Linked DNA regions of Homo sapiens: regions 1, 3 and 4 are each linked to region 2. Evidence: chromatin contacts called from ENCODE Hi-C data. All regions are on one chromosome and are shown on one strand. The core of a region is the stretch at or near the end of the contact, and the rest is flanking DNA. Distances in the headings are between cores, read along the strand shown.

Evidence for each region. A loop is a pair of places that touch in the nucleus more often than their neighbours do. Pooled maps may share reads with other maps.
Region 1: a loop to region 2 is called in a pooled map, with 33 times the contacts of the local background. The contact joins two enhancer-like sites. A Hi-C loop is called at or near these places in 3 of 37 single-sample maps with no recorded cell type and 2 of 50 pooled maps.
Region 3: a loop to region 2 is called in a map with no recorded cell type, with 5 times the contacts of the local background. The contact joins two enhancer-like sites. A Hi-C loop is called at or near these places in 4 of 37 single-sample maps with no recorded cell type and 2 of 50 pooled maps.
Region 4: a map of endothelial cell of umbilical vein shows a loop between it and region 2 (6-fold over the local background). The contact joins the promoter of NBAT1 here to the enhancer-like site in region 2. A Hi-C loop is called at or near these places in 2 of 168 maps with a recorded cell type or tissue (endothelial cell of umbilical vein and mammary epithelial cell) and 2 of 50 pooled maps.

Annotation. Positions count from the first base shown.
Region 1 is chr6:22,654,008-22,660,727 of GRCh38, forward strand. The region is part of intron 2 of LINC03005 (long intergenic non-protein coding RNA 3005); the gene reads right to left. It overlaps LOC105374973 (a long non-coding RNA gene), which reads left to right. Exons shown (of 5, transcript XR_007059497.1): 3 at 1-1,025; 4 at 1,959-2,005; 5 at 3,923-6,015. Among named protein-coding and RNA genes, the nearest start is that of LINC03005, 61 kb to the right of the region's middle. Within about 2 kb of position 3,729, at least 3 of the 41 ENCODE cell types and tissues checked have a DNase peak (open chromatin) inside an H3K27ac peak, as active enhancers do.
Region 2 is chr6:20,873,082-20,880,154 of GRCh38, forward strand. The region is part of intron 9 of CDKAL1 (CDKAL1 threonylcarbamoyladenosine tRNA methylthiotransferase); the gene reads left to right. Among named protein-coding and RNA genes, the nearest start is that of CDKAL1, 340 kb to the left of the region's middle. RefSeq lists enhancers at 4,000-5,199, 4,543-4,772. Within about 2 kb of position 4,415, at least 17 of the 41 ENCODE cell types and tissues checked have a DNase peak (open chromatin) inside an H3K27ac peak, as active enhancers do; they include endothelial cell of umbilical vein and mammary epithelial cell, where a contact is called at or near this core.
Region 3 is chr6:22,358,602-22,365,498 of GRCh38, forward strand. It overlaps a transcript of LOC105374971 not described here. Among named protein-coding and RNA genes, the nearest start is that of PRL, 65 kb to the left of the region's middle. Within about 2 kb of position 4,815, at least 3 of the 41 ENCODE cell types and tissues checked have a DNase peak (open chromatin) inside an H3K27ac peak, as active enhancers do.
Region 4 is chr6:22,142,276-22,148,983 of GRCh38, forward strand. It overlaps NBAT1 (neuroblastoma associated transcript 1), which reads right to left and starts at 4,918. Exons shown (of 3, transcript NR_034143.1): 1 at 4,765-4,918; 2 at 4,404-4,476. The region is part of intron 9 of CASC15 (cancer susceptibility 15); the gene reads left to right. RefSeq lists enhancers at 2,943-3,444, 6,070-6,708.

The sequences.
Region 1 (6,720 bases), core at 2,479-4,978, 1.8 Mb after region 2:
AATTCTTTGGAAGATAATGACTAGAGAAAAATTCTGGGTCAAAGGCAGCTATTGTGGTGCATAGTTATTCAGATTTCAAATTTGAAAAGAAATCATTGTTTCATAGGCCGAAAGGTGAGCCACTGGTATCTGTCATCAGCAAACAGGAAACATGAAGAAGAAGTACATTTATTCTATAGGTTGCAACACACAGTACAAATATACCATTAGAATACCTAAAATGCAAGATGAATCAGTCCCGTGAATTGAAACTTTGATTTTGTTCTTGAGCTAGTAAAGTTTACAGAGTTCTATGAGGAAGGACATCTGTAAAATATCTTACAATACGTTGTCTTCTATTTTGAGAGAAAGGGAAAGTATCTTTGCACTGTGAATATACCCTTTGTATTATTAACTGTGAGGACATGACAAGGCTAAACAATTGCTTCTTTCTTGTCAAAGTTTCGTTTGCTTTGGTTAGTGCCATTGTTTGAGAAAATTAAACAAGTTTCCATGTTTTAGGCTTCTTGACGTTTTTTGATGTTCCACTTAACTGCAGTGGAATAACTCGATGGAACAATTCAAGGCAGCTGTGCTCTGATCCTCAGTTGCCCTCCAAGGATAACATGACACATTTGATAAACACATTTCCTTTAACACCAAGTTCTCCAGGTCAGGCAGGCATAGCATATAGATGAAACTGATCTGAGCCTTCATCCTGAGGGAGAAGAGGGTTAGAGATGAAGGTAAACCTGGATCCCGGTTTTAACCCTGCAACATACTAGTCTCCTGAACTTGAGTATTTGTAAGTACAGAATCTGAGATTAGCTTTGCCCATGGCTTTCCACACATTGATATTTGATGGGACCTGACCCTTAAATAATCCCAAGTCATAGAAAAAGAATTTTGTGGAATAGTTGCACAGAGCATTTGCTTACTCAGTTCTGTTGCCCAGGAGCCCAAACGGTAGAGGGAGGAGAATGTGAATTCTGGAATTAGGAAGACTTGAGCTTGATTTCACCTTCTGCCATTGAACAACTGCTGAGGTTAGTTTCCTATACTCTTTGAGTCCCAGACCCTTATCTCTAAAATTTAGAATAATAATATCTACCTCACAGGATTGTTAAGAATGCTAATTGAGATTGAATATGTAAAGTACATGGCACAAAACATTCAATAAATATTAGTACTATTTAATTTAGCCTAAGGGTCTTGCTGGGTTTTTAGAGATGCTTTCCTGCCTCTTGTTGGCTCTACTGTTTACATAATTACTCTTTATTTTTCCTTTTCTCTAAAATGTTATTAATGTTTCAGTAAATCTTTTTTATATTGAAAACAATTTCTTATATAAAGTGGAACATATTGGGGGGAACTTTTCAGTAGTCATCCCGTAGGCTAAAGAAACAAAGAAACAAAAAAGATAGATGTTTTACATGTTTTTATTCTGTTGATGAGCCTCTGAGAAGATTGTTCCAGGTTCTGACACAGTCTCACCCAGGACCAAGATGGTTTTCTTCACTTTCCAACCCAATGATCTTTTAGTTTTAATATGAGTAAATCTAAGCATTGAAATACAGCATTTCCCACATAATTGTTTTTATACATTTAATATTTTAGCTCATGCAGAAAGGGGAGTTTCTGGAAACCATGCCTAAAGTGACCATCTATTGTAATCCTTGGAGAGTGTGACAATAAAAATTGTCTTGAACATTTATGTATAGCTTCTGGAAGGAGGCAGGAAAGACATCCTTAACCAACTAATAGAACTTTCACTTTTAAGGATCTGCAGTGCAGGTGATTAATTAGTAAAAATGGGCCCTGATACAAAGTCAACTTAGGGTCCACTGGATACTGCAACAAAGGACTTTTATTGTTTCTTCTTGAGTAGGGAAACAGATTTGCCTAATCAAAGACCAGATTCTTTCTTAGCAGTAAGGGAAAGAAAGTAGGTAATACTTTTTGTTTGTTTTTCCCTTCAGTAATGGAGAAAGCTCACAAAAGAAGAGAAGGGACATGCTTCACTCAGGTAGGCAATATTGCTTCTTTAACCCCAGGTGCAGCTATAGAGGCTTCCAAGTATATTAAGGTAAGAAGGCATTTGAGAATGGAGTTTACGCTGCAGGTACCCATGTCTTCCCGCATACTCCGGAGACTAGATTTGGGTTTGAATCGATTCTGTGGCTTTCTTTTACAAATTTCACTCCAGCCTAACATTGTCTCAACATTGTCCTCGCCCACTACCAATAATTTCCACTTTAGTAACAACATTCAACTATTCTTGAGAATAGCTGAGCCTCAAATTGGGTAACACCACCTCATAGTGTCATAGAACTGAGATCCCGTGACCCTACCAACCTATAGGTGTGCAGTGCATCAGCTGCTGCAACTTGTTACCCAACTGCTGCCTCTGGTCAATTAACAAAAATAAACTTCTTTCATAAAGGCAACTTGTTGGCAAAGATTTTCTTACTTAGTAAGTCTTTCCACCTCTGGTATTATAACAGAGAGGCCAAAACAAAATTAAAATTAAGATTGTCATCAGTAAGTTCTCAGGGTTAAGTACGTATACCGCTTTTGAGTTATCTTTAAAACAACTTAAGCCAAATCCTCCCTTAAAAATAATGGTTTGAATTAAATCTCATGTCTCCCAACCTGCAATCCATGATGAACAAGCTGAACTACAGCCTTAAACAACAGAGAAATCCTTGGAACCAACATTTAATTAAAAAGACCATTAGACGGTGCCTCATTGGAAGCACAGAACATGCTTAAATGAATTTTTCAATATGTAGATAAATGTTTTACCATTAGGGTTTCTTAAAGGAAGTAAAAATTGGCAACTCATTAAGAGTGTACATAGGTACTATAAACAGACAACAAAGTGCCTCTGGCATGTTTCATGATTTAGACATCAAAAGAAAAAGTCATAAAATCTACTTGCAGTAAAACAAAGTCCATTTTTCCTCAACAAGGCTGGTATCTATTAGCTACCTCATATGTGGAGAAAGAAAAGTTACCAGTCCTTTAATCAGATATATCTGAAATGTTTTGGGAATAAATATGAAATAGCGAAGAGTGTATGTATTTGATGTTTTCTATTTTTTACACTATACAAATGAGAATGACCTTGGTGGTTTAAAACATTCATCCTCTCTGTTTCTAATAATACCTACAATCAGTTGTGTGTATTAAAAGCTTTGTTAATAATCTACAAGTGGTAGGTGACCTCAGCATTTAGTTCTGTGGTTTAAAGCATGACCAAGATTGTGTTTTTGTTTTCCCCATTTTACAGCTAAAAAGTATGATGTTAAAAATACTGACAAAAACGAGTTGTTGCTATAAATATGTGAATCAAATGGGAATTTTCTGGACTTTGTTATTATGAACATTGCACAAAGAAAAAGCCAATGCATCACACCAGAATGTCAGTGGGATAGAGTACTGAGCCAAAGGAAAAGGGCAAAGAGCCCACTTTGGTACACCTGGAGTAGATTACACACATGGGGTTGATCTTTCCCTTGAAGCCAAAAAGCTCTGGTAATGTGCTCTCCACAGTACATGATAGAGCAGGGTAAAGCTGGAAATTAATCACCCAGTGCTACCAGAGCAGTTCATTACATGCAATTGACAGCTTCCTCTCTGTATTTTTAGATGGCTAAGAATCAAGTAGTTGCACATCAAAATGTGATTTTTTTTCTTGCTTCTTGGCACAGGACCCGTATCTGTCATCATTTCATGTCCTCAAAGGCCTGAGAGAAGCTGCCATCCTTGGGCAACAAAGGATGCCATGCAAAGCAGCTCAGAACTTGAGTTGTTTCAACAGATGCTGTTTTATGTTTTGCCAAAGAATGGCCCCTTTTATTTCTGTCATGAATGCAGTCTTTCTTTCAGTTTCTAAATGTTTGCCAGTATTAACCCTAATCCTTATCTGTCATTCTTTTAGGATGATGGGCTGTCCTTTTTCCTTTGGAACCAGCATAACCTTCACCATGTAAATATGGATTGCAAAGAAATGGAAACGTGGTGCTGTTCACCTTACAGCCCCTGATGATTTCTTATAGTGGGGGAGAGGGGGATTGCACTTCAAGGTCAGAGTAGCTGAGCCACGTTATTCCAGTGTAAGAAAAAATGCTAACATTGAAATGAGCAATTTTCCCCTGTAAAGATTCTCTGCCTAGGGGAATAGAAAGATCAGAAAAGGGAGCTGGTGGAGGAAAGAACTAGAATAAACAAAGCAAGCTCAGAACAATTTATTCCTATGTTTGTTTACTGAAATAGAACCAGGAAGGACCGATGAAGGTCTGAATTAATGTAATTTATAAGAAGAGAGGCTCCCCTCCAAGGCAATGAAGTGATCTCTTTCCAAATATGTAACCAGGAGTGGCTCCCTATAAACCCAAGGCATGTCAGGGCAAAGATGGTATTCCAGATCTTTACAGCCTCCCCACTTTTTGCCTCAGAGAGAGTTCCTAATTCACCATTTAGGGATTCAGAATTGTTAATCAAACTTGCTCTGATGAAATTTTGAGGGTTGTTCTGTTTCTTGTCACAAGTTGAATTGTTCAAAAGCACTGCATCACAGATCTGATTTTCCGCATTGCGCTAGCATTTTCTTACCTTGGGGCAGGCAAAGGGCTAGTCAAACTTTAAAATTGGAACTTCTTCCATTTTTTTCCCTCAGAGCATTTGAAGTTTTTTTGTTTTGTCTGTTTGCTTTGTGTCTGTTACATTTCTCTATTTTGCTTTTCAAGTGCAAAACTACTGTGCTGGAGATGATAGAGGGGATACATAAAGGGGGAAAATACATGCTCAAGGAAGTTCACAGAGTGGATACTCTATATCCAATAATAACAGTGAGGAAAGAAAGAATGCAGTTGAAGATATGAGGGGCAGAGTAATACAGAGATTTTCACAGATTTAGAGGATTGCTGCCCAAATCCTTCTGTTTCTCTCTTTTTGTTCCTAGTGAGAGTTGTTAAAATAGCTAACATCAACATGCCTATTCTGCACAGAGGAAGGATATATGAAGAAAGCAAGAAACCACTAGCCTATGTGCAGGGTGATATGCCTTACAGCCATGCTCAGTTACTATTTTTGATCGTGGGCCTAGAAATAACCATCTGGGCAATCAGACTTTTGCATTGACATGCAATGTTGGCTAAATCCACAGGCAGCTGGCTGAGTACTATTTAAACTCAGTGCTGAGATGGGAGTAGGCCCTGACAGGCAGTAGTTAGGGGACACTCATCTATTCTACCCATGTCAACAGTAATGATACTGTAATTCTTTCCAAAATGTGGTCCTTTTTGCTATGTTTTGACAAGCTGGCTGTTATTCTAACTTTCTGTATTATTGGAAACACACAGACTAGACATTGATACACATATATGCATATGCATGTGTTTATATGGCTGTATACAGTTATGGAAGAATCCATGAGAGTCAATCATCCATATTTATTAAGTATGTACACTATGCAAAGCACTTTATTGTGTGATATAGAAAAATATGGAAAAATTGTAAGCACACTAAGTCCAGGAGAGGTTGATTCACCTATTTTCCAGAACCTCACTTTGTGTTTCTATTAAGTGACGTATAGGGATCTGGTGGCATCCAATATCATTTCTAGGTCTTTAATTCTATGATTCCATCATTTTGGATGGAAATTAAATATACTGTTAAAGACATATGGACTGGATTCATGGTTACAAGCATAAGCTTTGGTGTCAGATTCATTTTAAATACAAGTGCGGCTTCTGCCACTTTAAAGTTCTATGACCCTGTGGCATTTATTAAATTGGGCTTTAGTATCCCCAACTATAAAATAGGAAATTGTAATTGTGATCTATCTCATAGGGTTGTTTTATATATTGAATGTGATAAAGCATGTAAAGCATTTTTCAGAAATTGTGGTAAAGGACAATTATTACAAAAATGTTAGCGCTTTTATGCTATCATGATGGTAGTTATAGAAGCATTGAAAACTGGGAAAAGTAAGTCAGCAGAACTCAATAAACTTGATTCCTTTGCACTGCCTTTTTTGTTGGAAAACTGTTGACTGGATAGATTTTTTTCCTCTCCTGGGGGAAAAGTGAAGTTGTGAATTTCTTTGTACATTTCAGAAGTAAATGAGACGATCTCATGTATAAATCACTGAATTCATATTAGTTCTAATCATTCCCACAAATACATCCAGGCTTTATGTGAGGCAAATACATGCATTTATTGAATCAGTTCATTAGCAGTGAAGATATATGTATATGTATATGTGTATAAACACATAAAATCGTTTTGGCATTTGTATGTTCATAGGAAAGAGCCAGGAACTATGGATAGATTAGAAGTCAGAAAATGCAGGTTTAAGCAGAGCTCTGATACTAACTTGCAGTGTCATTGTGGATAAGTTACTTAATCTTTCTAATCTCAGTTTACTTCTTTGTGCAACTAGGGCTTTACCTATTAACTGGTCTCAGCTCTAACACTGCTGTGAAGTCTCATGACTCTTTGTCAACAATAGCTCCATGAATGATAACCTAAGATAACTACAATGAACTTCATTCTTGTATAGATCAATGTTTCTCAAATTAGAATGGGAAATCTCAAGAGTCCAGACAATTTCAGCTCAATCAGCAATCTCAAGACCTCCTGACCAAAAGTTGTCCTGTTCATATGGCCCTGTCTCCTCCACCCCCTGCAGCCAAAAATCCAATAGACATTCACTGGGAGCCAGCTGTTGTCACG
Region 2 (7,073 bases), core at 3,165-5,664:
TGGCTCCGTTTAAAAATTCAAGTTCAAATGAAATTTTGAGAGTCAAAAATTGGAGTAAAAGCTGAAGAGGGGACATGAGGGGCAAGAGATGATGAATAAGACGATGTTTAAGAGATCATTGATGTGGCAGTTAGGAACTTAAGAGAGCATTTCAATAGATTAGTTGTTCTCAGTCTTTAGTGTGATAAGAATTACCTAGGAAGCTTATCAAAAATGTAGATTTGGGAACTCTTTGTCATAGGTCTCTAAGACTAGGGCAGGACCTGGAAGTATGCATTTATAAACTCTCAGGTGATGCAGATAATAAATAATGATTATGGTAGCTGATATATATTGAGGACTTCTTACATGCCAGACATTGTGATTATATTTATAATCACGATCACATAAGAACCTTACTGAGTATGTATGTAATTTTCCTATTTTACAAATGAGACACAGAATCACAAAGAAGTTAAACAATTTCCTCAAATTTACATAGCCAGGAAGCGGTAGTTCTGTGGCCCATGATCTTGATCACTCTGTTGTTCCCAATAAGTGCTGATAATCAGTATTTAGAATAGGGGCCATTAGAGATACTTGCAGGAGGGCCATTGTCCCACCCTCACATCCACCAAGGCCCCCACACATTGTATTTATTTCCGTGGGTGTTTTAAAAGGCAGTGCTTTGTTTCATGTTACAATTTTTGTAACCTTGCTTAATTTTTAATATTCTTTGAGCCTTAAGAAATCTAAGAGACCAGGTTTCTCTTAACTTCCAAGAGGTCCTAGTGAGTGATTGCAAAAAAATTGGATTGCAGTGCATCGAGTTGCTAAGGGGAGGTGAAAGAATCGAAGTAGCTAACATTTGGAGGTTAAGGAGTAGTAGGGCAGGTCCGGAATTCTGTGTGGAAGGTGCTTAAGGGTGGCAGTCCCAGATGGGGGAGCTGTGGGTTTAAAACAAGCAGCCTGATTTTACTTAGAATTATGTTTGTTTGTACTGGCTTGAAGGACGTTGGGCCTGGGATATAGAAGTAAATAATTGGGGTTAGAGGTAGAGTTAGGGGGAGATGGCTAAAGCCCCATAAAAGCTACTCTTTGGTGCCCTCAACCATGGAAACAATGGAAATGGTATGGTAGATGATGAAATTGTATGGAGGAAATGGCATTTTTACATTGGGGGCTATTTATCCATGTTTCTAGATGAAAAGGAACAAGGAAATAGCAAGTTTTTTTGTTTGTTTGTTTGTTTTTTTTTTGAGATGGAGTCTCGCCCTGTCGTCCAGGCTGGATGATAGAGTGGTGTGATCTCAGCCCATTGCAACTTCCGCCTCCTGGGTTCAGGCGATTCTCCTGCCTCAGCCTTCCAAGTAGGTGTGATTACAGGTGCCCGCCACCACGCCTGGCTAATTTTTTTTTGTATTTTTATTTTATTTATTTGTTTGTTTGTTTGTTTATTTTTAAACTTTTTTTGAGATGGAGTCTCACTCTGTAACCGAGGCTGGAGTGCAGTGGTGTGATCTTGGCTCACTGCAACCTCCGCCTCCAGGTTCAAGCGATTCTCTTGCGGAGCTGGGATTACAGGCATAAGCCACCACACCCAGCTGATTTTCTGTATTTTTAGTGGAGATGGGGTTTCACCATGTTGGTCAGGCTGGTCTCGAACTCCGGGCATCAAGTGATCCGCCTACCTTGGCCTCCCAAAGTGCTGGGATTACAGACATGAGCCACCGTGCCAGGCCACAATATTTTAATATTCCTGAAAAGAGGCATCTTAATAGATGAGAGGGCGACTTCAGAAGAGATGGGAAAGGAAGGTAATGTTAGACAAACAAAAGATTAGGGACATTCCTACTCTGATACAAGAAGGAGCAAAGAGAGGTTGTGTCAAAAAACTTGAGATATTTTGAACTGATGGGAGGAGGGTTAAAGAGTTTCAGAATAAATAATGTCTAGCAGGCCGGCGCGGTGGCTCACGCCTGTAATCCCAGCACTTTGGGAGGCCGAGGCGGGTGGATCATGAGGTCAGGAGATCGAGACCATCCTGTCTAACAAGGTGAAACCCCGTCTCTACTAAAAATACAAAAAATTAGCCGGGCGCGGTGGCAGGCGCCTGTAGTCCCAGCTACTCGGGAGGCTGAGGCAGGAGAATGGCGTGAACCCGGGAAGCGGAGCTTGCAGTGAGCCGAGATTGCGCCACTGCAGTCCGCAGTCCGGCCTGGGCGACAGAGCGAGACTCCGTCTCAAAAAAAAAAAAAAAAAAAAAAAAAAGTCTAGCCCTTTTGATAAGTAGGTGGCAAGACATGCTTCCAAGTAAGCACTGAGCATTTGAAGAGATGGTTACATATGACTTGATCATTCTGTATCTTTGTAGACCTTTGAATTGATAAAAGAAAAAAAATAGTGCTTCCCACTCTTATAAAATGTTTCAGTATGTACAGTTATAATATTTCATGTTCACCATTGTCTCTGAGATGTGGGGAGGGGGGTTGGAAGATTGATTCCAGGAGAGGGCAGCAGCGCTGTAAGCATTTAATTTGGGTATATCCTTTCTCTGTTCCCTTGGCTTTTAAAAATTAAGTAATAATGTGTTCTCTGTCTCTATTACCTTCACTAATGAAAAAAAATAGGGTCTGTAAAGCTATTTAATAATCTTACAATTTATTAATTTATTAGTTTCACATTACTAAACATGGCAATTGTGGAAAATACAAAGCTACTGAAAATTATCCTCATATATAATAGATCTATTTGAAACATTTTGGTATGATTTAGACCCAGTTTTGTCCTGACTCTGTGTGTGATTTGTATAATAAGAAATTGAAAAAAAGGCTTACTAGCTTAAATAGCTTTAAAAATATAAACTGTGGGAACATAGGACTAATTGGGCTTGTTGAAAGAATTTTTAACAGATAAACATTAATTTTTATTAAGCACAGACCGAATTGAAAAAGGCTAAACTTACATGTTAAAATAATTTGGCAATCTAACTGCAGATTCAAAATTTCTGAAAATGTAAATAAATTAAAATGTAGGCAGTGTTTTACCATCTGTAATGAATTAGCATTCCATTTTTACCAGCTGCTGCTGGGGTTTTTGAAGCTGACTCAGGATCTGAGCACCCTGGTGGGTTTCTGCTGATAAATATAAGAACCTGTAGTTTAAAACTGGCAGAGCTGGACTGGGGATTAGAAAAGTCACTGCAACTTTAAGCAGCAGATTCTTTCACTTGGGGCAGGATGTAAGGGTGTACTTTCTCTAAAGATGCCGTCAGTACAAATGCGGAGGATAGATTACTACTGCTTGCTGCTAACATGACAGGACATTCAGGGTGCCACTACTGTTGAGTGTGGAGTCAGCCTTGGAGGAAAAAATCCCCAAAACCTTCTTTGGCAATTGTCTCTTATGTAGTGGACATATTTTAGGCAAAATGACAGCATTTGTGCATTGATGGGATTAATGCTTCATTCTAAGGATTAAATTCGTTAATATTTTTTCTTTGTGTACTTTTTTATTCCTAAAACTTTTATTTTGAGCATGCAGGAGACAGGGATTTCTTGGAAAGAATATGAATTTTGAAGTCAGGCAGACCTAGATATGAATGCAAATTCTGTTGCTTCTTAGCCACTTGTAACAGGCAGGCGTAGAATTCAGTGTGTAATCATTAAACATTTTGTTTTCTTTCCTCACATTGGTGAGGATAGTTTTCTTTTGAGTATTTGCTTTAGTGCCTTTAATTAATGAAAAACAACTAGTTAAAAGGTTGGCTAATTCCTTTATGATATACACACACACACGTACACACAGAGCTACCTATCTCCTCTCTTACTTTTTATTGTCAGTCTTTTTATTACAAATTAGTCTTCTACATATTATAAATTTAAATGCTAACTAGAACCAGCTAAAAAGTCAATACACTTGTTCAATCAACACTTTTATTTAACACATAGTATGTGCTGTGTATTGGAAGGTCTGGTGATGATGGTTCCAATTCTGGCCTTCTGAAGCTTATATTCTAAATGGAGGATGCTGTAGACTGCTGTGAATACGGTGGAATCAATAAGCATTTACATTGTGATGGGAAAGACTTTTGTGGTTAGGGAAGCATTCCTGCAGGCAGTGTTGTAAAATGTGGAGCACTTTACAAAAAATATGTTCATAATAGCAATTACGACTGAGGGATATGAAAACACCTCAACTGTTAAATAAGCATGGTGATTCTGACCTGGACAGATTTGTGAACGTCATCTACAAGTCTTTGCCATCTAATATCTGATGAGATTTAGGGATTTTTAGCCTAATATCTTGAAAGTATCCTTGGAGTTTTCAGATCCTCACTTTGTCCAAACTTGCTGTCCTGTTCCTGTTTTCACAGAAACTTCAGGTGTCCTCACAGGCTGACTAGGACCAAGGTATACCTATCTGACCATTATGCGGGCCAGTCTGAGGTCACTGCCCTGGGGCTGAGACCTGTGTCACTGATTTACTAGTGACTCACTGTGTATTACCGCAGCTGGCCCTTGACTCTGCTTCCTCAGCTGTAGTTCAGTATGAACTCAGAAAACTTGTTTGTGACCCGAAATTAGTTCTGTGTTCATTTCTTACTCTTACTCATGCACACATGACTCATGACTTAGTCCTTGTTTTAAACTTGTGCATTAGGGTAGCTCTGAATTATGTCCTCCTTCTCCTAGAAGCAGAACCTCTTATCCTGTTTTGACTTGGCCCTTGACTGCTTAAAATGTCTGTAGTTGGCTTTGTATGGTTATAATCCTAGCCCCTTAGGCTGGGAATTTTGGCCATCTGTGGTCTCTATTTCTAGCCTTAGCCCTAACCACCCCACTTCCTGCTGCTCCTGTCAAATGCACTTACTTATACTTTTCCGTATGTGTCTCAAGCTTTCCTACAAAGATGATGGGTCTTTGCTGACCCTATTTCTTTCGTTCAGGATGAGCTCAAAATTACCACATTAGTTTTGAAACTTGCTCTAATTTCTCCTACCAGGAGGAATTTCTTCCTTCTTGGCAATACTGTGGTATTTAATGGTATTTTACTGTTTTGCACTTTGTATTATACTTATTTGTGTTATGTCTTGTCGCCCCTACTAGACTGTAAGATGATTTTATCTGTATACCATTAAGTGTCTCATACATACAGATTCTCAGTAAAATTTTGCTGGTGGAATGGAGTGGAGACCCAGGCTTTAGATAGTAACTGGGAACAACAAGATCGAATTTCTTATCTGTTCGTACCTAATAAGCTCCTCTCTCCCCTCGCCCATAGGCTTTGCTTACCTGTCACAGAACCTACCCTGCCTTTTTTCCTACATGCGGTATTATTGTCCTGAACTCCTTCAAGTGTTAAGTAAATCAGTAAATCTTTAAAGCCAACCTTAGCGGCCAGGTGCAGTGGCTCACGCCTGTAATCCCAGCACTTTGAGGGGCGGAGGCCGGCGGATCACTTGAGATCAGGAGTTCAAGACCAGCCTGGCCAACATGGTGAAACCCCGTGTCTACCAAAAACATAAAAAATTAGCCGGGTGTGGTGATGCATGCCTGTAATCCCAGCTATTCAGGAGGCTGAGGCGCTTGAACTCGGGGAGTGGGCGGAGGTTGCAGTGAGCTGAGATCATGCCACTGCACTCCAGCCTGGGTGACAGAGCAAGACTCTGTCTCATAAATAAATAAATAGCTAACCATAGCAACTCTATCAGATTTTAAAGAAATATCCCCCTTCGGCAGGGCATGGTGGCTCACGCCTGTAATCCCAGCACTTTGCGAGGCCAACGTGGGCGGATCACCTGAGGTCAGGGGTTCAAGACCAGCCTGGCCAACATGGTGAAACCCTCTCTATACTAAAAATACAAAAATTAGTCAGGCATGGTGGCGGGCGCCTGTAATCCCAGCTACTCGGGAGGCTGAGGCAGGAGAATCACTTGAACCTGAGAGGCAGAGGTTGCAGTGAGCCGAGATCGCACCATTGCACTCCAGCCTGGGTGACAGAGCAAGATTCTATCTCATTAAAAAAAAAAGAAAAAAATAATAAATAAATAAAAGAAGTATTCCCCATTGGTGATTGTACCAAAAGGATATAGAAATACCTGCCTAGTCCCTAGGACTGATGTACAGGTGGACTCTTTGCATTTCTGTAGAGAACCCACAAAACCTCTAGTACCAGTGACAAAGTCAGGCTGCCCCAAAGGGGCAAAGCCACTTTGGTAGAGTGAGGAAGAGGCAGTAAGAGTCTCTAGTTAGTTTTGAAGTCTTGGTCTTCCCTGGTCAGGAGGAGTAGAGTACACCTGCTGGTTTCAGCACTGCTCTCAGATGGTTAAAAAACCACTCTCAATATATAATATCTCCCGCCTGTTATGTAATAGTCACTTCAACAGTTTTTATGTTGTTTAACTTTTCAATACAACCTTTTTGGATTATCATTATTTCCACTTTTATAGATGAAGAACTAGAGATTCAAAGATTCATTCAGGAAGCAAATATGTGTTGTATCCTGGGGTCAGGCTGACTGTTGTCTCTGCCTGCTAGTCTGGAATTTAAACCTTGTTCTCCTTTGTCACTTGATATTGGCAATTTCTTTCCTGTCCTTGCTGGATTTCCTGCATTTCTCACTTGTGCTCTCCTCTGACTTTTCTGACCTCTTTGGTTCTAAAAATTATCCCTGATTCCCACACTTCTGGTTCCTATTCTGTGTGGTGACCCCTGCTGTTTGCTGCCCACACCTCGGAGTGATGCTGAGTGAGGGAATCCAATCTCCCAAACAGGAAGCTTACCAAGTTTTGAAAGCAGAGCCTTTTCTTGCAGTCAATTAAAGGTTCACTCTGACTGTCCATTTTTAAACTATGGTATGAATTTTGTCTGTCATTTTCTTGCCCTTGTCTTCCTGTGAGAAGACTGTGTTTTATTTATCAAGATAGTAGTTTTAATTCTCTTAGAGGTTGGGGCTTTAATAATTGAGTGATTTAAAAACTTTTTATGAACAAATTCTGTGTCTTCCATATCACACCTAGAGAAGCAGTGAGGGACATATTTTACTCTTTAGAATTATATAAGTAATTTCCTCATGCATCAATAGAAAGAAAT
Region 3 (6,897 bases), core at 3,565-6,064, 1.5 Mb after region 2:
AAAAAAATAGTAACTTCAATACAAAAAGTGTAGCCCTTGTTGCCCTGAAATAATTGAATTCAAGTAATGGGAATCTAATAAGAGATCCCAAACAATAAGCTATAATGTAAGATAGAATACAATCAGTTTTTATTTCATAAAAAAATGGAAAGAACAAAATTGAGAAGCATAGAGAAAAAGGCAGATAGTATTTTTGTCTAAAGAAATTAGGTGAAAATTCATTAATAAAGTGACATTTTTTGGACCTTACAAGAGAAATTAGGTTTTAATATGCATTGTAAGGGTATTTGGTTTTTAGACTTCTTAAAACAGCAGCCATGATCAGGACAATATAACTAAGAAGTAAAACTTCCATGGTAAAGATTGTAATCCTACAATTAAAAGTAGTTTCAAGTGGCAGGTTTCAGAGCCCTGTCTCTAGTTTTGTCCTAATCAGCCCTTTTGTCAGTGACTTGATTATCACCTTATCAGATGATATGAAAGTGGGAGATAATTTAAATCCAATGAGTGGGCTCAATCTAATAGGATGGTGTTTAAAAGCAATAAATACATTTATAGTTCTGTACTTAGGTCCACATAATTAGGCATGAGAGTTTAGGTTACAAAGAAACCCAATGGTTTTAGGCAATTGTAACTCCATGCATGACATAGCATCCAAAATTTCATGGAGACTTTTTTCTCTTCGTTAATAAAACGATCTCACTGAATAAATATCCAATTAGGTCCTTCTGTATGCAAAGAACATATAGCAGTACAGAGTATGCATACACGTGGATTTTATAATTTTGAAACTAAAATTTCAGTAGAATGAAGAGAAGTGAAACAAATTTCACAGTTAAATGTTGCACGACAATTGTGACAAGTGTTGAGAGGGAGAAGTGCAGGGTGTCATCCATGCACATGAGATGGGGACGGAGACCTGAACTCTCGTCAGAATCAGGGAAGGCTTCCTTGGGAAGTGATTTTTACTGAGATCTGAAAGATGAGTATGAATTAGCCAGGTAAAAAGCAGCAAGAGGGTCCCTCAGGGAGAGGAAATAGCATATTTAAAGGCCATTGAACTGTCCCACAGGGTCTCATACGTATTCCTTCTGCTTCTGATGGTTTGATGCAGATGTATATGGGGGCCTTGGAAGATATGTATTGATGGATGTACAAATTATTACTACCAATTTGGAAAATAATCGGCACTAGCTTCAAAGTTAAAACATTGTCTTACTCCATAGCCAAAAATGAGAAGATAGAGTGAGAAGAGAAGACGTGCCAGGTTTGAGCCTTAAAGGCATTTAGTTAAGTTGGTAAGACTTGTGAGAGCCAGATAACTTATAGACGGTGGATGTGGTCAGTGTTATAAAAGAGATAAGATAAGGCTTTGTAAAGCATAGAAAATATTTTTATTTTATTTTATTTATCAAGATGATGTTTCAGTTGTCTTTACTAAAAGATCTAATTTTGTTGGGCAGAATTAGGGTGATCTCAATATAAAAAGACTGGTTAGAAGAGAATAAGACAGTAAAGATGATTTAACGGAATTAACCAGAGAGGTGAGTGGGAAATCAGGAATGTGTAGGATGATGAGAATTAAGAGAAAAAAGCATTACAAAGAGAGAAGGGTCACAATCTGGAATGATTTGACAGTGCTGAAATCAGATGAGGACTGAACTATATCCACTGTATCCATTGAACTGGAAGTTATTGGTGAACTTAGCATGAGTAGATTGAGCTGTAAACATGAAGTGAGCAAGTGGAAGTGGCAGGTAGTGGGAGGCAGCAAATAGAAAACTCAAAATTGTGGGACTCGAAGGGCGGGATCCTTGCTCTGTTGATTTTTGTGTTTTGGGAAGGAAATGTAGTGCTATAGTCATGTAGTACTCATACAAAAATTAATTTCAGTTGGTGGATGAATGAATATTTGGAAAAAGGTTAATTATATTAGAAATAGGACAAGACTTTGGGGAAAAAGTGTTGAGAGTATACTCTGGCTCTAGCAAATTACTAACTTTGTGACCTTGGGCAAGTCATTTAACCACTCTGAGCCCTAGTTTCCTCATTTATAAAATGAGTGTAATGGTAAGTGACCTAATTTCCCAAGACAGTTGGTGAGAGTGTGAAATAGGAAACTTTACATGGATGTGCTTTATAGACTGTGGTGTGCTTATCAAATAGACACTCGTATTTTCATATTGAAGGATTACAAGCTATGTCAGAGACTGATGAGGTAGCCGGCTCATTTCCTCTTCTTGGACTATGTTTCCCTGTTGCACTTGCAGTGAGGTGGCCATGTAGTTGAGTTTGAGCCAGTGACATGTGACCAGAGGTGATATGTGATATGTGTCTTCCAGACTCAACCACTGAACCCTCCCACAAGGGCTCCTGTGTGCTGCCTCTGCTTCTGATGATTTGATGCAGATACATATGGGGGCCTTAGAAGATACATACTGATGTATATTCAAATTCTTACTACCAATTTGGAAAATAATTTGGTACCAGCTTCAAAATTAAAATATTATCATACTCTAGAGTCCTACTGTTCTACTCATAGGTATATTTATTTCAATGAACCTTGCCAATGTGCATTAGAAGACATCTGTGAGTTTATTGATTATAATAACCCCAAACTGAAAACAGTACAAATGCCTATCAATAGGAAAGCCAAATGTCCATTAACAGAAGACTGGAGAAAATAATTTATATTCACAAAAAGATTATGTAATAATAAAAGCCAGTTACTATAACTACATGCAACTACATAGATGAAAGAAAAATAATGGTAGATGAAAGAAACATAATGGTAAGTGAAGAAAACAAGTCACAAAAGAAAGTATATCTTGTGATACAATTTTTTAAAACTAAAAAAAGAGAGATGGAATGGCAAAACAAAGCAACATATTTTTTCAGGGCTGCAAACATTGTGATTTTTTTTTAAAGAGGAAGGGAATTGTATAAATAATCTATTATTAAAATAATACTGCAAACCACCACCCCAAAACTCAGGAGCTTACAGAAAGTAACGTGTATTATATTATCGATCTGGCTTCCAAGTCAGCTGTGTCTGTCTGATCTTGCCAGTGCTTGGCTGATCTTGGCTGGGCTCTCTGTAGCTTCCGTGAAGCTACAGGCTGGCTGGGTGGTTCTGCTAATCTTGGCTGACACATGCTTATGGCTTGGCTGTTGGCTGATTAAGGATGGCCATGATTTAGGGTGACACAACTCTGCTCCACGTATCTGTCACCATCCAGCTGTCTAACCTGGCCAAGTTCTCAGGTCAGGGCCCAGAGGGAAAGAACAAATAAGGCTGATTCTGCCAGGGGGCACACAAGAACATGCGTGTGCTTTCCAAAGCTCTACTTGCATCTGATTTGCTTACAGCCCACTGGCAAAATCAAGTCACCCTATCAAGCCTGGAATCAGGGGGAGGGGTCCCCATAATGGTATAGAGCAAAGGACATTTGGGAGGCCAATAATTAGGGCTATTAATGCTATCAATCCACTGTGGGAATATATGATCATGACAACCCTTATCAGGGAGGCAGGGGGTGAACTAGAGAAGAACACACAGTTACTGGCAGGTTGTTGGTAATATTTTAATATTTTAATTCTTAAGCAAGGCAGAAGTTAGAGGTTTCACTTTGCAAATTATACTGTATAACTTACATACACATTACATATATTTTTGTATAAGCACAAAATCCTATATGTTTTTTAATTGGACAAAAAAAATTCCAAAACAAAGCAACAACCTTTCAAATGTAAGGAAAACAAAGAAAAGCTGAAGGGCTAATTTGGGAAGTCCAGTGGCAAATTGGGCCTTTGGATTCCATTTCCAGGTTCTGCAAAATAGGATATTAATTGTCTCCTTTTAATAGAAGATTGTGACTTTGACAAAGAAATCACTTATTAAAAGAAGTTGAAGGGCAGGTTTGCCAACTAGGGAGAATGATTCTCTCTTCTAGAGACCTCAGATCAAATTTCAACAATGTAGAAAAGCCACGTTTATTCTGCTCTACTTTCCTGTCTTTTATTGTTTGTTTTATTCCTGGAACAAAGACCACAGCTTGTCTTCGAAAGACTTCCATGTGAGTTTGAAAGGGTGTAGAATTTGGAACATGCTCTAGCTCAGATAAAACTCCTGATTTTTTTTTTTTTTTTTTTCAAAGCGCTCCTCAATCAGACCCAGATCTCAGACCTCCGGGGTTTGATTCATTCATCTCTAGCTAAGACTATGTTTTCTAGCCTCTCTCCAGAAGACTGGGAGATTCACTTTAAAAAGACGCTGCTGCTGCTGCTTTTTTTTCATCACAAAAGAATTAATGTTTTCACAGCCCTTTGAAGACGTGGTGTCACGCATGTGCTGTTATTAATAATAAAATACAGATCTGTTTCACACCATCTGAAAAACAGGGTTTTGCCACCATGAAAGAGCTTTTATTTCTACCAGGTCTTCATGATGCGTAGCCCAGATCCAGCTCAGCCTCAGACTGGGGAACCATGTCCCAGAAAATGGGTAAAGAGAGGAAACAGCTGGAGAGAAACAAAACAATGCACAACACCCAATACGTTAAAAAATAAAAATTCAAAGGAGGCTTTAATCACCATTGGAGATCATTTCCCCTGACTGCAAGCATTTTAGATAGAACTGGATTCAGCACCTGCTAAAGATGGGGCCTGGTGAGTGGATCCTGGATTCTTTATGGATTCTGAAGAAGGTAAACATCCCCAGGTTCATGAGCCTGTTCAGACAGGAAAGACAGTACTGATTGCAATCTGCTGTTAGTGTTTCCTTTTATATTTGTTCAGTGCTTTGAGTCATTCTTTCTCCTTTTCTTCTCTGAAACTACTAACATTGCTCCTCCAGTAGCCTTTTGCATTTACAAGCTACCTTGTCATGCCTTGGTTTTTGGGGAAGAGGAGATAGATGTAAAGTGAGGCTACTGTAAACAACAGTTCAATAGAGGCTTCAGAACAGGGTCCATTTAGGGAGGTGAGTGCAAACATTCCATGAAATAAAAAGAACCGCTTCTGTGAGCTCAACTCACAACAGGCACAGCCACTGGCAATAGCAGCCTGAGAAGGAGCAAATTTGAGAGCTGGGTCTGTTATTCTTATTTTTGTAAATCTTTGCACCTGTCTTTGGTGGCAAGATTCTCAACTCATTTCCCTTGTTTCTGTTCCTCCTCCTCCCTGCACTCCATGCCTCTCTGGGGTTCTGCTTGTTTTGGAACTAGTGATTCAAAATGGACTCCAACATTGTTTCTGAATCACAAAGCGTTTGCAGAAGAGGGAAGTATTTCTTGCTCCATTCCAAGCCCCAACACAGAAGGTGTTGTATGGAAAAGGGAGCTGAAGGGAGAAGAAAAAGAGGAGGAAAAAAAAAGAGGCAAAAGTAAAAAACTCAAGGAAATCAAGACCATGCTGTGCAAAATTGTTACAGCTGTTTCTGTTTTTATTGGCTGTTTCTTTTGGCTTCATTTTTCCAGCAACTGCAGTTCATGTGAGCAGGAAGGCATACAGCATGGCCGAGCTCCACGGTGGGCGGAGGGGAGGACAGAAAAGGGACTGAGAAAAGGATGGAAGGGGCTGGGTGTGGAGGTTATGAATTGTGGCACAGTGCTTAGAGGGGACACACATCAAAGCATTTCTTTTTTTGATAGTTTTGTGGAAGCCTTAGCAATAGAATTTAGAGGCATTTACTGGAAAGCTCCTAAAAGCATCCCATCTCCATGGCTGGATCAGATAGGTGGTCTGTTTAAGGCAGTATACTATCCTTGAAATGATGCTCTGATATCTGTGAGGAAATAATGTGTCAAGACACATCCCTTCCCCTTTCCCTCCTGGATAGTGATTCACCTAGACCAGTGCACAGGGCAGAACATACGGGAAGTGCATATTTTCCCTGGGGGACTCTATTTCTCATGGTTACAAATGGAATGAGTTATATGCCTGCTCAGTGACCCTATGAAGATATTGGCAGCTGGGATACAGCACCTCAGGGCTTGGAGCGAGTTGCTCACCCACCTTGATCCCCCTGCAAAGCAGCTGGAAGGTGAGCCAGAGACAGGCACATGAAAAAAGCTCACAATGAGTCTCTGTCTCTTTCTTAAAGCTTCCTATTAAATATGTGATTTAAATGACATTTTTAAGGTTTATAAGACTGCTTACATTGGAATTCTTGAATGTGATAGTATTTTTAACTGCACTGGCCCTAACACACACACACACGCGCACACACACACACACACACACACACGTTCGCACTGACTCTCACTCTTTTTTTTCTTTTTGAGACGGAGTCTCACTCTGTCACCCAGGCTGGAGTGCAGTGGCATGATCTCGGCTCACTGCAACCTCCACCTCCCGGGTTCAAGCAATTCTCTGCCTCAGCCTCCCGAGTAGCTAGGATTACAGGTACCCGCCACCAGGTAATAATTTTTTGTATTTATAGTAGAGACAGGGTGTCACCATTTTGGCCAGGCTGTTTTTGAACTCCTGACATCGTGATCCACCCGCCTTGGCCTCCCAAAGTGCTGGGATTACAGACTCTCACTCTTAATCAAATTAATTTTCCAAACTCTAAGGAAACATCTTTCTAAAAGTGAAAATTGTGTTCCAAATGAGGGCAAGTGGGTAAGAGAACTGGAAGTTAGAAGATAGAGCAAGAGGAAAAAGTATTTACTTATATTTGACTTGCAGTTATATCCGAAGGGAAAATACAATAAAAAGTTGATTAATAACAACAAAACCTCCCTATATCTGGTGATAAAACATTGTTTGCATGCTTTCACATTTTAAACAAAATTCCAGCTATGCTGTAGAATGAGAGGTGAGCCAGAATCCCAGTGCCCATGCATTGGTTCTGTTTTGGAGACTTGGTTTTACTCTGAACTGGGCTTCTGACTT
Region 4 (6,708 bases), core at 3,668-6,167, 1.3 Mb after region 2:
CAGGAGTGAGCCACTGCACCTACCCTGCCTCCCCTGCTATTTTTTGCTCTCATCAAATGCAATAGCTTCCCTCTGTAAAAGGAAGGGAAGTGTCTTCCTGGGTAAGTGTATTGTAAGCTCTTTAAGGGCCCTAGACAATGCCTACCACACTGTCTTAGATTAGCAGGTCCACATAATGCATTTGTGTGAACATCATTGAATCAAACAATGACCTTGCTCACACATTTACCCCCTTTACTCAAAATCACTTATTTGTGAGATCCAAGTTTTCTTCTTACTATTTAAAGATTATTAGAGTTGATCTAAAGTGATATAAATGAAAATATTGCCAACATAAATTCACATTTTTCTTTTCTCTTGGAATAAATTCAGCTTTGGCTGTATTTTTTTTTTCTCTTGTTCTTTTTTTTTTTTTTTTTTTTGGTCTGTGGTGTAAGCAGGCTCTTGAAATGCCCTAGTTATCTAACACTGCTCTTGAACTCCACTTACAGATGATATACTAGCCTTTTACTAAAATATATCTGGGTATTAAAAGCTCAATTCTTTACTGCTGATGAGAAAGATTATTAACACTTTTTTTTCCCCAGCTATAATATGAGGCAGTAACACCCCTTTTTACTTCCAGAGCCAGAGGCAGTATGTCACATTAACCTTCATTAACTGCCCAAGAAATGAGGTACGTTCGTTAATTTAGTATTCTGGTTAGCTAAAATTGTGTGAGAAGGCTGATAAACGTCTGTGGTTTCTCCCTGTGCTATTAAAAAAAAAAATAAAAGAATGTTAAAGTATGTTAGCCCGCTTATCTTATCATCTTGGTAAGTTCAACATTCTGATTAGGGGGCAGATCTGGACAGGATGAGTCTACAGCTGGTGGGCAAGGATGGGGGTCGCTGGGGCAGGGTAGAGGAAACGCAGCCTGACTGAGATCAGCCTGAGGAAGAGCATCTGAGGCGTGTGGTGGGGGAAATCAGGTAGCATCTGAAAAGCAAGCCAAAGGTGGAAAGAGAAAACAAATTCTGTTTATATATAAGTAATGGCATGATGGAAGCCAACCCACCTAAGCCACTCAGATACCCTGTGAATTACTAAATTCACTGTAGAGATTTTTGTTATATGTGGCGTCATCACTTCTGATGTTCCCATTTCTACCTTCATCACCTTCATTTATTCATTACTTTAAAAAGGCATATCAAGCATTTTGCTAGCTACTGGGGAAAAAAAGATGAACGACACAACTCCTAAGCTCAGGAACCTGCGTTCTTTCTTCAGCTGAGCTTTAAAAAATGTAGAGTCAGCTTTACCATCACCTCTTCTCTGTTTTCCAAGAATACCGCAATAATGTCATTTCTTCATAACACCTCCAGAATCCATCTCAATTTTCCTTTCACCGCTACCAAGATTTGGGCACCATTCCCTTTTAGCCAGGCAATTGCAGAAGCCTCTTGATTAGTCTCCTTATACCCAATCCCTTCCTCCCCCATCAATCTTAGATTTGGCTACCGGACTTATTATCCTACAATTTGGTTGTTGGTCCCAATGTTTATGAAGAGGGTAATAGCTTTATATTGTGGCTCTCCTCAACCTAGTCCCGCTTCTACAGAACTAACACCCTACTTGATTCCTTCATCCACCTTCAGACATATGCATGTATTTTCACCTACCTGGTCTCCCTCCCACAATTTTTTTCATTTCCAAAGCAGGACAGCACGGTGGTTAAGACCACGCACTCGGGGGCCAGATATGCTTTACTACTTACTTGCTGTGTAGTTTGGGCAACTTATTTAACCTCCCTCTTGTGCTTCTGTCTGTGTATCACTGAAAATAACTTATTAAAAATATTTTCTCATAAAATTAAGTAGGTTAATGTACCTAAAATGCTTAGAATAGATGCTGGCACATAGTAAGTGCTAATTTTTAGCGACTGCCATTGCTATTGTTGTTAATACCTAAATCCTGCCCTACTCCCTGGCCCGATATTTTATAGCTCACTGCAAATCCCAGAGAACTCGGGGAACCTCCGCAGACATTTAGGTAGAAGTGTTTGTTCCCTTTTCAGCCCATCTGTGGTACCACTTATCTGACCCACACTTAGCAAGTGGATTGAGACTTACTAATTATTTTCATGGGAAATAAAACCTGAAGAAATGACTAGCAATAAAAGATAATAAATGGTTAGTAATGATTGATAGAAAAAAGTAGCACAGGCTCTATAGAGTATGTTCTCTGAGGGCAGGGACAATGCTTCGTGTGTCTTTGTTTCTTACACAATGCTTTATGCGTTGTTATTAACAAAATTGAGCCCCCATTTTTTTTTCTGATTCAATGGAGGATGTGATCAGAAGATCATTAATAGACCAATCTGTTTAAATAGACAATGAATAATCAGATAATAGATTGTCTTGACTGGTAGTGTATGAACGTGAAGAAATAAGGAGCCACCTTGGTTTTGGACAAAGGGTTGTCTAACCCATCTGGACAGTAGTTCTGGACATCATGAATGTGGTGGTTTGGTACGATTAGTTTGGTGGCAGGCTGCCAAATGGAATGAAACAAAAAGAGGGTGACCAGATTGGAGATCATTGGGTGGGAGGGTATGAGAACCTGAGCTTGGACTCTAGGAATGAATGGAGAAGAAATCTTAAATCCAAGGGCAGATGGTAAAGAAACAATATATAGGATTTGGGAGATCATAGAGGATGTTGAAAAGGCAAGGGTAAAAAGTGACTGCTGGATCTCTTCCTTGGTTAACTTTGGAGAATTCAAATTGGGAAAAGGTTGTCTTGAAGGACAAAAGATGTGTGCAGTTACTGGACCTTGAGCTCCAAGATGGCAGAGACCATGCATCTCTTGCTCATCATTGGAACCCCAGGGTCTGGGACCATCCTTGACACACTTATACAGTGAGAGGCTGAAAGGGCATCTCAAATGAATTAAAGGCCACTTACCTTGATATCTACACAGTCCAATAAGACATGTTGTAGACAATTACCTCCCACCTGTTTAATGATTCTCCGGTTCTAGTTAGCCGGCATAATCAATTTTGCTAAAAAGGTATACCTCTCACGTCTTGGGAAGGACGTCCCAAATAGGCAACTTACTTAATTCCAGGATGAGTGACAGAATCTACAGACCCTGAGGCCATCTCACTTGTACTTGCCTTAATGTAACTAGTAAAGCATACCTGGCAGTGCAGCACCTCCACAGGAAGGTGCTCCAGAAAGCAATTGTTTGCTCTCACCCTGCTGAGAAGTAGCAATATCCATGTGGCTTAAGGGCTGTAGCTGCAGCCATGAGCAGTGTTAGAAAAATATCACCACCATTTGCCAGCATGAGATGCCAAACTGCAAATAAGAGACATGTCGATTCAATGAAGCAGAAACATTTCACTTGTTTTTAAGATTACTTGCGAGAACTTTATTGCTATGTGTTTGTCTGCCTTTAAATAAGAAATTGCATTTTTAAAAAACCATCTCTTCTCTTCTCCCTACAAAGGGACGAGGCTTTCCTACTCGGGTGAATATTGCCTGTGCTGCTTACCGAAGAAAGGGAGCAGTCTTGGCAAGCATCTTATTAGTCTAAAAATAAATTATTCAGAATGCAGGTTCAGATACAGATTGCAGGGAGAGATAATAGAATAGGTTTTCCAAGCCTGATCATGCTATGAAGACGTGGTGTGTGCTTTTCAGGAATCCACTTAAGTGGAATCAGCTTTGACTAATACATACTAGAAATAATATTGCTGCCATCCAGCTAGTGTCTGTGGTACAGCATCCTCAGAATGTCTTCAAGTATCCACGGCCTCTTTAGTCTCTGTAAGTGCGCATATGTAAAAGTGTATATGTATTCCCAAGCAAGCTTCAGAGGCATGCTTCTCATTGTTCTTTTAAGGAAATGTCTTCCTGGCCGCCTGAGAGGGGCATGTCTCACTTGAGGTTTGTCTCCCTCCTGCTCCCCCTGCCTGGGTGAAATAGTTGACCACATCAGCAGCCGACTGCAGTTTGTCATGTGGTTTCTCATGTGATGCTGGGTCTGCAGCACTTGGGAGCAAGAGTCTTTGTGACTGGCACTCATGGACAGACAGTGGTGTTCAGGGACAGAACAGATTTTGGAGGGGGTGGGGAGGCCAATAAACCAAGAAACGTCAGAAATAAAAGTCGCATGAAGTACTCTGATCTCTGTATTTCCTTTTTTTTTTTTTTTTTTTTGAAATTTGATTTTAACTCTTGCTTTTTTTTATGGTTTGTGTCTGTTTTTTCCACCCCCGCTGGCGCCGAGCTGCGCTGTTTTGTGTTTCTTTTTTTTTTTTTTTTTCTATTTTTTTTTTTTAAATTCTGAAGCCAGACCGTCTTTCCTCACAGCTCCACGGCTGCATCTCCGTGGGCACGCAAGCTTCCCCTGGTTACCTGAGCTGCTCCTGCCGTCTCCCGCCTGGGCTTCGCCGTGGTGCACCCGATCCCGGAATCGTGCGTCTGCGCCCTGCGAAAGAAGGACCTGCTGGCGGAGCTCCGGCCGGGGTCTCCTGCCTCGCAGCTGGGCGAGGGGACTTGGAGGACAGGGTGAAGCTGCAGAAGACCTGGGGTGGGATGGCTAGAGAGGACGCCAAGGACTGGGGAAGGGGAAGTTAGGAATACCTTACATCCAATGCCCACCCGTGCTCCGCAGGGCAAGGGCAGCCGTCGCCTCGGCCGCGTGCACCCAGCTCAGGCTGTTCCCAGGGATTTAGTCTGGGGGGACAACCCATGGCGAGATGTGGTGGCATTTTACCTCAGAGTGGAGCTGAAGATGGATAAACAAGGTATCTGATGTATCTGCCTGAGAAGGCAGAGCTGGAGAAAGGCGGAGCGAGGGAGCGCGTGAAAAGAAAGAGATGCCGAATGCCGGGTGATTGTCTGCCGCTTGCTGTGCATTCTCATTCTAGGGAGGATGGCATAATTTATAACCCAGCACATGGATAGAGGAACTGTAAATTGTAGTCTGGATGTCCCCGGCGCTGTCGACGAAGGAACTGATGGGCTAGGTGACTGTACCAGTGTCCCCAGAGAAAATCGCAGCCTCGCAGCATGGATTTAAATGCATGTGCATGCATGTAGAGACATGAAAAAAGGTTTCTGACCATTTTACACAGGAAGTCTGTCACTTTGCTGGATCGGGCTTGATTGCAGCTTGTGTTTTCAGCTCCAGTTCAACACCCATTTCCTGACTAGTGAGACAGCATGGCCAAAGCAGCTGCATGCAGAATTTTCTTTTTACTGTGAAAGCAAGCCCCCTCTGTTTTAACTCCTTCCAGTTCTGAATGCTCTGTGCTTTGCTAGGACCGATTGTGGGGTTTTGTTTTCTTCTTCTACAAATCCCTGTAAACACAGCTGTATTCAGTAATGGCAAAAAAATTCTATCCTGTAAATAGAAATCTGATCAATTTAATCAAAATAAATGTATCCCAGATGACTTTGAGACCAGCTGGCTACCACAGGCTTCAGATGCTAAATGCTCAGTGGAGATGAATACAGTGTTATATTTACATGTTTCAGAGTGCCGGGATCAGCCTATAATTTGCAAAAAGAAATTATTTTCTAAAGACGAGAGGTGGTCCTACCAGCTCACAGCTGATGGTTAGGTACAGGTGTAAATGCTGTTCATGTGATTTGGAGATTTGCAGTGTTGCATTTCAAAAGGCATGTGCCATGAGGCAGAGTATGGCTGTTGTTAGTATGGAGAATGCTTGCTTCTAACTTGCTGTTATGGAGAGCCGAATGCCCTCTGAATAGCTTCTAGTGAGGTTGAGGGCAGGCACTTGAGGCTTGTTGTAGATTCAGATGTGAGAGCTGGGGTTCTCCAACCCCAGCTCAGTGGAGTCAGCTCAACCCTGGGGGTGAGGAGGTTTCCCAGTTGTCATGGGGAGCTCTTCTGGGACGCCTGTCTGGCCCTTCCACTGTTTGTTACTAATTCTACAAAGGCAGCTCTGTGTGTTGGATTATGTTTGGCCAGCTGTTGATGCATTCCTGCGGATGGGGCTGGGTGAGGATCTTATTACTGTACTTTCAAACTGTAGATCTGTGTGCAGGGATAGTACAGAAGGAAAGGAAAAGCAATAAGTTACAGAATCTGATCATTCTTACCTCTTTCTCCAGATAGTCCTAGAGTGAATCCAGAAAGGCTTTAAAGTGAAAAGAGGAAAGAGAGAGTAAGTGATTGGGGGTGGGTGGCATGAGGAGAAGAGAATGAAACAGAGCAAGCGCACAAGAGAAAAACAGCCTTAGAACTTCAAAGCTGCATAGACAAGCAGAATGTCACCAGCTTGTAATTAGCGGTTCATGGTTGCGTCAGTGACTGTATCTATCCAAGAATAACTATGTGATATGTGCCACAAAGTGAAGAAGATAGTCATAACTAAGTTATCAAACCCAGTTCAAACAAGGGCAAATGGATTAAGAAATTTTCTGTTTGTAAATCAAATACTGATGGATTACACAGATAAGACTTAACTGAATTCTGCGTAATTGAAGGCTGAATTATCAATTTGTCAGGGGGGATATGTTCATTAAATGAAACTGTGAACGCTTAAACATGCAAATTAATCATGCGAGAAAATATCAGTGCAAGCTCTATCAATACAAGATGTTTTACTAAATAGCCAAAAATGGCACTGCCAGTCTCCTATCTCTGTATCCACACATAAATTTTTTTGTTTGTTTTTGTGCATTTCAATAG